Regions from separate parts of the Homo sapiens genome. Here region 1 is linked to region 2. A link is a loop called in an ENCODE intact Hi-C map of the cell type or tissue named here. Cell type or tissue: OCI-LY7. All regions are shown on one strand.

The links. A loop is a pair of places that touch in the nucleus more often than their neighbours do. Peaks named below come from ENCODE experiments on the same cell type or tissue, not always from the same donor. Only the 100,000 strongest peaks of a DNase experiment are listed, where the experiment ranks them.
Region 1: it touches region 2 in a loop (5-fold over the local background); 1 of 110 quality-filtered maps calls a loop at or near these places.

The regions. Positions count from the first base shown.
Region 1 is chr6:160,739,980-160,742,479 of GRCh38, reverse strand. It overlaps PLG (plasminogen), which reads right to left. Exons shown (of 19, transcript NM_000301.5): 17 at 1,063-1,169. Among named protein-coding and RNA genes, the nearest start is that of PLG, 39 kb to the right of the region's middle. RefSeq lists an enhancer at 53-122. In OCI-LY7, no CTCF peak of the experiment used is centred here; DNase peaks (open chromatin) are centred at 189, 579, 1,289 and 1,939; H3K4me3 peaks cover 2,335 bases; H3K27ac peaks cover 2,500 bases.
Region 2 is chr6:161,169,611-161,172,110 of GRCh38, reverse strand. The region is part of intron 2 of AGPAT4 (1-acylglycerol-3-phosphate O-acyltransferase 4); the gene reads left to right. Among named protein-coding and RNA genes, the nearest start is that of AGPAT4-IT1, 8.9 kb to the right of the region's middle. RefSeq lists enhancers at 1,489-1,598, 2,000-2,294. In OCI-LY7, no CTCF peak of the experiment used is centred here; DNase peaks (open chromatin) are centred at 1,450 and 1,780; H3K4me3 peaks cover 1,704 bases; H3K27ac peaks cover 1,918 bases.

The DNA of each region.
Region 1 (2,500 bases), 430 kb after region 2:
AGGGGACACTAACACACTTTTCTAAAGAAGACATGCCTGTGGCCAACAAACATATGAAAAAAAGCTCAATATCACTGATCGTTAGAGAAATGCAAATCAAAACCACAATGAAAAATCATCTCACACCAGCCAGAATGGCTTCCTAAAAAGTCAAAAAATAACAGATGCTGGCAAGGTTGCAGAGAAAAGAGAACACTAACAGCTGGTGGGACTGTAAATTAGTTCATCCACTGTAGAAAGCAGTATGGTGATTCTCAAAGAGCTAAAAGCAGAACTAACTTTCAACCCAGCAATCCTACTACTGGCGATATACCTAGAGGAATATAAATCATTCTACCCTAAAGACACATGCACATGAATGTTCATTGCAGCACTATTCACAGTAGCAAAGACATGGAATCACCTATATGACCATCAATGACACATTGGATGAAGAATATGTGGTACATATACACCATGGAATACTGTTTAGCCATAAGAAAGAATGAGGTAATATCTTTTACAGGAACATGAATGGAGCTGGAGGCCGTTATTCTTAGAAAACTAACACAGGAACAGAAAACCAAATACCACATGTTCACAGTTATAAGTGGGAGCTAAGTGATGAGAACTCATGGACACAAAGAAGAGAGCAACAGACACTGGGGCCTACTTGAGGGAGAAGAGTGGGAGGAGGGAGAGGAGCAGGAAATACTAAGAATTGGGTACTAGGGTTAGTACCTAGGTGACAAAATAATCTGCATGACAAACCACTGTTTACATATACAAGAAACTTGCACATGTACCCCTGAACCTAAAATAAAAGTTAAAAATTAATTAATTGAAATAAAAATGTTCTGAAAACAGAGAGAGAGAGAGAGACTCAAAGACACAGTTTTCCTCCCTTTGATCATGTGCCTTGAAGACTGATTAAGACATAGACAGGTGCCCAGGCAAAATCAGGAGTGGGGTGGACCACATTCATGGATAGGAATTTGCACAGCTTTCTCCAAAATGATCATTTTGTCACATGGACTGTAGGTCAAAACCAATTCGTTATGTGGGCAATGGAATTTATCTCACCTTGGGTTTCTCCCCAGCCAGTGATGAAACATTCGGTCCGGTCAGCGACCACATAATTTGGGGATGGCAGACAAGCTGGGATTACTTTGTCAGTGATGACGGCAGGACTGAAAGAAAAGCATCAGCAGTTATGTTTGACTGCTCTGCTCGCAGCTGCAGTACCCACAACCAGTCATCCCTGTCTTGAGGCCCCAGAGCCCTCTGAACTGGCACTGCCTTGCTTCACTGACACAGAGCAACGTAGAACACAGAGTTTCACCCTCACATTTGCCTGTGGTTGTCTATGGACTATGCAGATGTAAGGTTTCATTTGAAAGGCATCAGTTGCATGCAAGATACTGCTGGTGGCCTTCACCTTTGAAAGTAGGGATGACAAAGGCGCACTTCTCATGTATATTCTGTGCACAACTGGAATCTCATGCTGAGTGTGTCCTTTTACATTAATCGAATAGGGCATTGATCAGTGCATGGAATGTCTGACTGAGATGCCACCAAGAGGCTGTAAAATTGCAAATGTGTTGTGTGCCCAGAGCAACTTGCTCCATCCTTGGATCCTCCATTTCCTCCTCAGTGAATGTTACTACGCCATAGTTGTAAGAATCCAGTAAAATACTTGATACCAAATGAAAGAGGATTGGAAATAAGCCTTTTGCTTGAACAAAATGGTATTTGTTTTCAAAGAACATTCATATACTTTAGAGTCCCAGGGACTCTCAAACATTAGAACTCCGGTTTTTAGACCTGATTCTACTTTAGTAAGTTCAAGAGGATAAAGGATTGGAAATAAGAAATGCCCTATTCTGATCAAGAAACATCATCGTCACCAACTTTGAAGCAGGCACACTTTCTGCTTCTGAGCATCATCAGAAGGCCCAGCCTGTCATGCAGACGTCCTCACTCTACAGGTTCCCTGGTGGAGCACTAAATGCCCTAGACTCGGGGTGTGGGGATGTGGGGTGGGAACTCTAAACTCGAAATGTATCAGCCTATCAGAGAACTCCTCCAAAACCCAAAATTTCCAAATTACTTGTTCAAGCCATCAGAACACCCCAGCTCTCTGAGGATCATGAGGAACGGGGACCTTCTATTTGCACATTTGCTGGGATGGCGGGGAGGACACTGGGGAGCAGGAGGGAGATCAGCTACTGTTTATAAAGGCTGAGCTGGAAAGGCTCTTCTCTCCTTCTAGAGTGTCAGAGCATCCCAGGACATCACCCCTCAGTTCACAGACCCAGAGAAGCTGCCCTGGGCTTGTGGCCAGGCCCAGGAGAGCAGCTCAGGCTCCTGCCCCGTGCCTTCTCATCCAGGCCATGCTCATCCCTGTCCACACTGACACCCTGTCTTCCAGAACCACCAGCACAGCGAGCGCCCTGCGTGCCTTGTCACCTGTCCCAAACCTGCTTCTCCTACAAATAGCTGTTTCTTAGCTGACTCAACT
Region 2 (2,500 bases):
TTCCCAGATATACTATTTTTCAATTAACTACCAAATGGCTCCAATTCTTATGAAGTTAAAGCCTTGGTTGCTTTTTCTGGTTGTTTAATATGTGTTAGTTTGGATGCCTAGACAAGAAGGTAAATATTTCAGGGATGCTATGTTCTGAATGTGTCCCCCAGAGTTCATGTGTTGGAAACTTTTGGTTTTTTGTTTTTTGTTTTTTGTTTTTGAGATGGAGTCTTGCTCTGTCACCCAGGCTGGAGTGCAGTGGTGCGATCTTGGCTCACTGCAAGTGCAGCCTCCTGGGTTCATGCCATTCTCCTGCCTCAGACTCCCGAGTAGCTGGGACTACAGGTGCCTGCCACCACGCCCAGCTAATTTTTTTTTTTTTTTTTGTATTTTTAGTAGAGACAGGGTTTCACTGTGTTAGCCAGGATGGTCTCGATCTCCTGACCTTGTGATCTGCCTGCCTTGGCCTTCCAAAGTGCTGGAATTACAGGCATGAGCCACCATGTGCGGCTGGAAATTTAATTCCCAATGCAACAGTGTTGAGATGTGGGGCCTTTAAGAGGTGATTAGGTCATGAGGGCTTTGCCCTTGTTAATGCCATTATTTCAGGAGTGGGTCAGTGGGTTCCTGCTAAGTGGATGAGTTCAGCCGCTTTCCCTTATTTCTCTCACTTGAGTACATGCTTGCTTGCCCTTCTGCCTTCTGCCTTCCCCTATGGGATGACACAGCAAGAAGGACCTTGCCAGATGCAGCCCTCTTGACTTTGGACTTCCCAGCCTCCAGAACTATAAGAAATAAATCTCTGTTCTTTGTAAATTGCCCAGTCTCAACTATTCTGTTACAGCAGCATAAAATGGACTAAGACAAACAGCAAATACCTTATCTTTGCTTCTCTTAGATTTACCCTCGTAGGGCTCCTGGCATTGTAACGCTAGTTACAGGATTGCAACCTGAAACTCTCAACAGGTGATTTTCCCTTAACTAAACAACAGAAAGCCCTGCTTTCTCACAAGCATCTCTGTTGTGCAGCACCTGCTGATAGCTTCTGGTCGGGATGGATTGCTCAGGTGCCCACTGGTAACTTTCTGAGTTAAATTGGAGGTTCTAAATAATATGTCCTTTGAAAGGAGGTGACACTGCCCTTTCCATGGAGTGAGCGTACAGGGACAGAATCTTGTGGGAAGAGAACGAGATGGAGCAATTCCAAGATCTGCAGCCACTGTGAACTGATGGTGAGAGTGGAAGGACAGGCTGAACGTACTTGAAATGCTGCATGCCCTGAGCCCTGAGCAGTTAGAAAGCCCTGGCATTTGATGCATGATGGTAAAAAGAGGCATCTAATTTGAATGACAGACATCCCACCTCAAATGGAAGCAGCTCCTGTAGGGCTCTTCAGCACAAGAAGGGGCTGCCAGGTGGAGCTGGCTGTGCAGCTGTAGAGAGAAGGCTCTGGCTGATAGCATTGAAAGCAACCACACAGGAGAGGAAATGAAACCTAAATTCATGGAGATATTTGTAAGTCATGTGCAGTATATTTACATAAGAACATCCAACTAAAACATCAGCTGGTAAGCCATTCAACTAAAGGCAAAGCTTTTTGAGTATATGTGTATGTGTGTGTGTGTGTGTGTGTGTGTGTGTGTGTGCGCGCGCGCACGTGTGCACGCGCATGTGTATAAATGCCTAGGGGAAAAAACTATAAGACTATTTTCCAAACTGTTCATAATGGTTAACCTTGGAGAAGGGAGGGAGGTTGGGGCGGTAAAGAGGAAGTGTCTCTCGGTCAGGGTTCAATAAGAAGCTAAACCACTGGGAGATATGTAGACATCATCTCATTGGCCTTATTCAGCTGTGGGGGCTTGTTTAGCAGTCTCTGTAGGGAAGTTGTATCTGCATGTGATGCTGGAGCTTGCAGTCCACAGGGCAGGCGGTCAGGAAGGGGCGATGGATATAAACTGGGAGAGATCAAGATGTTGGAACCACCAAGCACAAGCGGGAGCCTCATGAGAATGGGCTAAAACTTGCATCAGTTCTTTTGCATCTGGCATTGATGGTGTGGATGTCCTGCAGAAGCTGGGATCTTGGTCACAGAGCAAAATACAACCACCTGGCCTGGGATTCAGAGAAGCTGGCGGGGATCCAGGGGAAGGAGGAGCAGTAGCAGGCCTAGCCGCTGCTTTGTGCTGAAGACGTGAATCAGCAGATCAGCAAAAACATGTGTGACCTACAAAATGGTGGTATTTCCTTTCCACCTTGCAAACCTCCCAAGAGTGTCTCTTGTGGTGCCCTCTAACCAGAAATATACAAGAAAGGGAAGTTTGGGAAATGTAGTCCAGGCCAGCGTAACACATCCTGAAGCTAGTTAGAGGAATTTTATATTTTCTTGTACATACTTCTGGGTTGTTTGAATCATTTTACAATGTGACTGTATAAATGTGTTTCTGTGAATTAAAAAAGAAGTGAAATCATTTGATTAAGAAAATGGGCTAGTCGTGGTGGCTCATGCCTA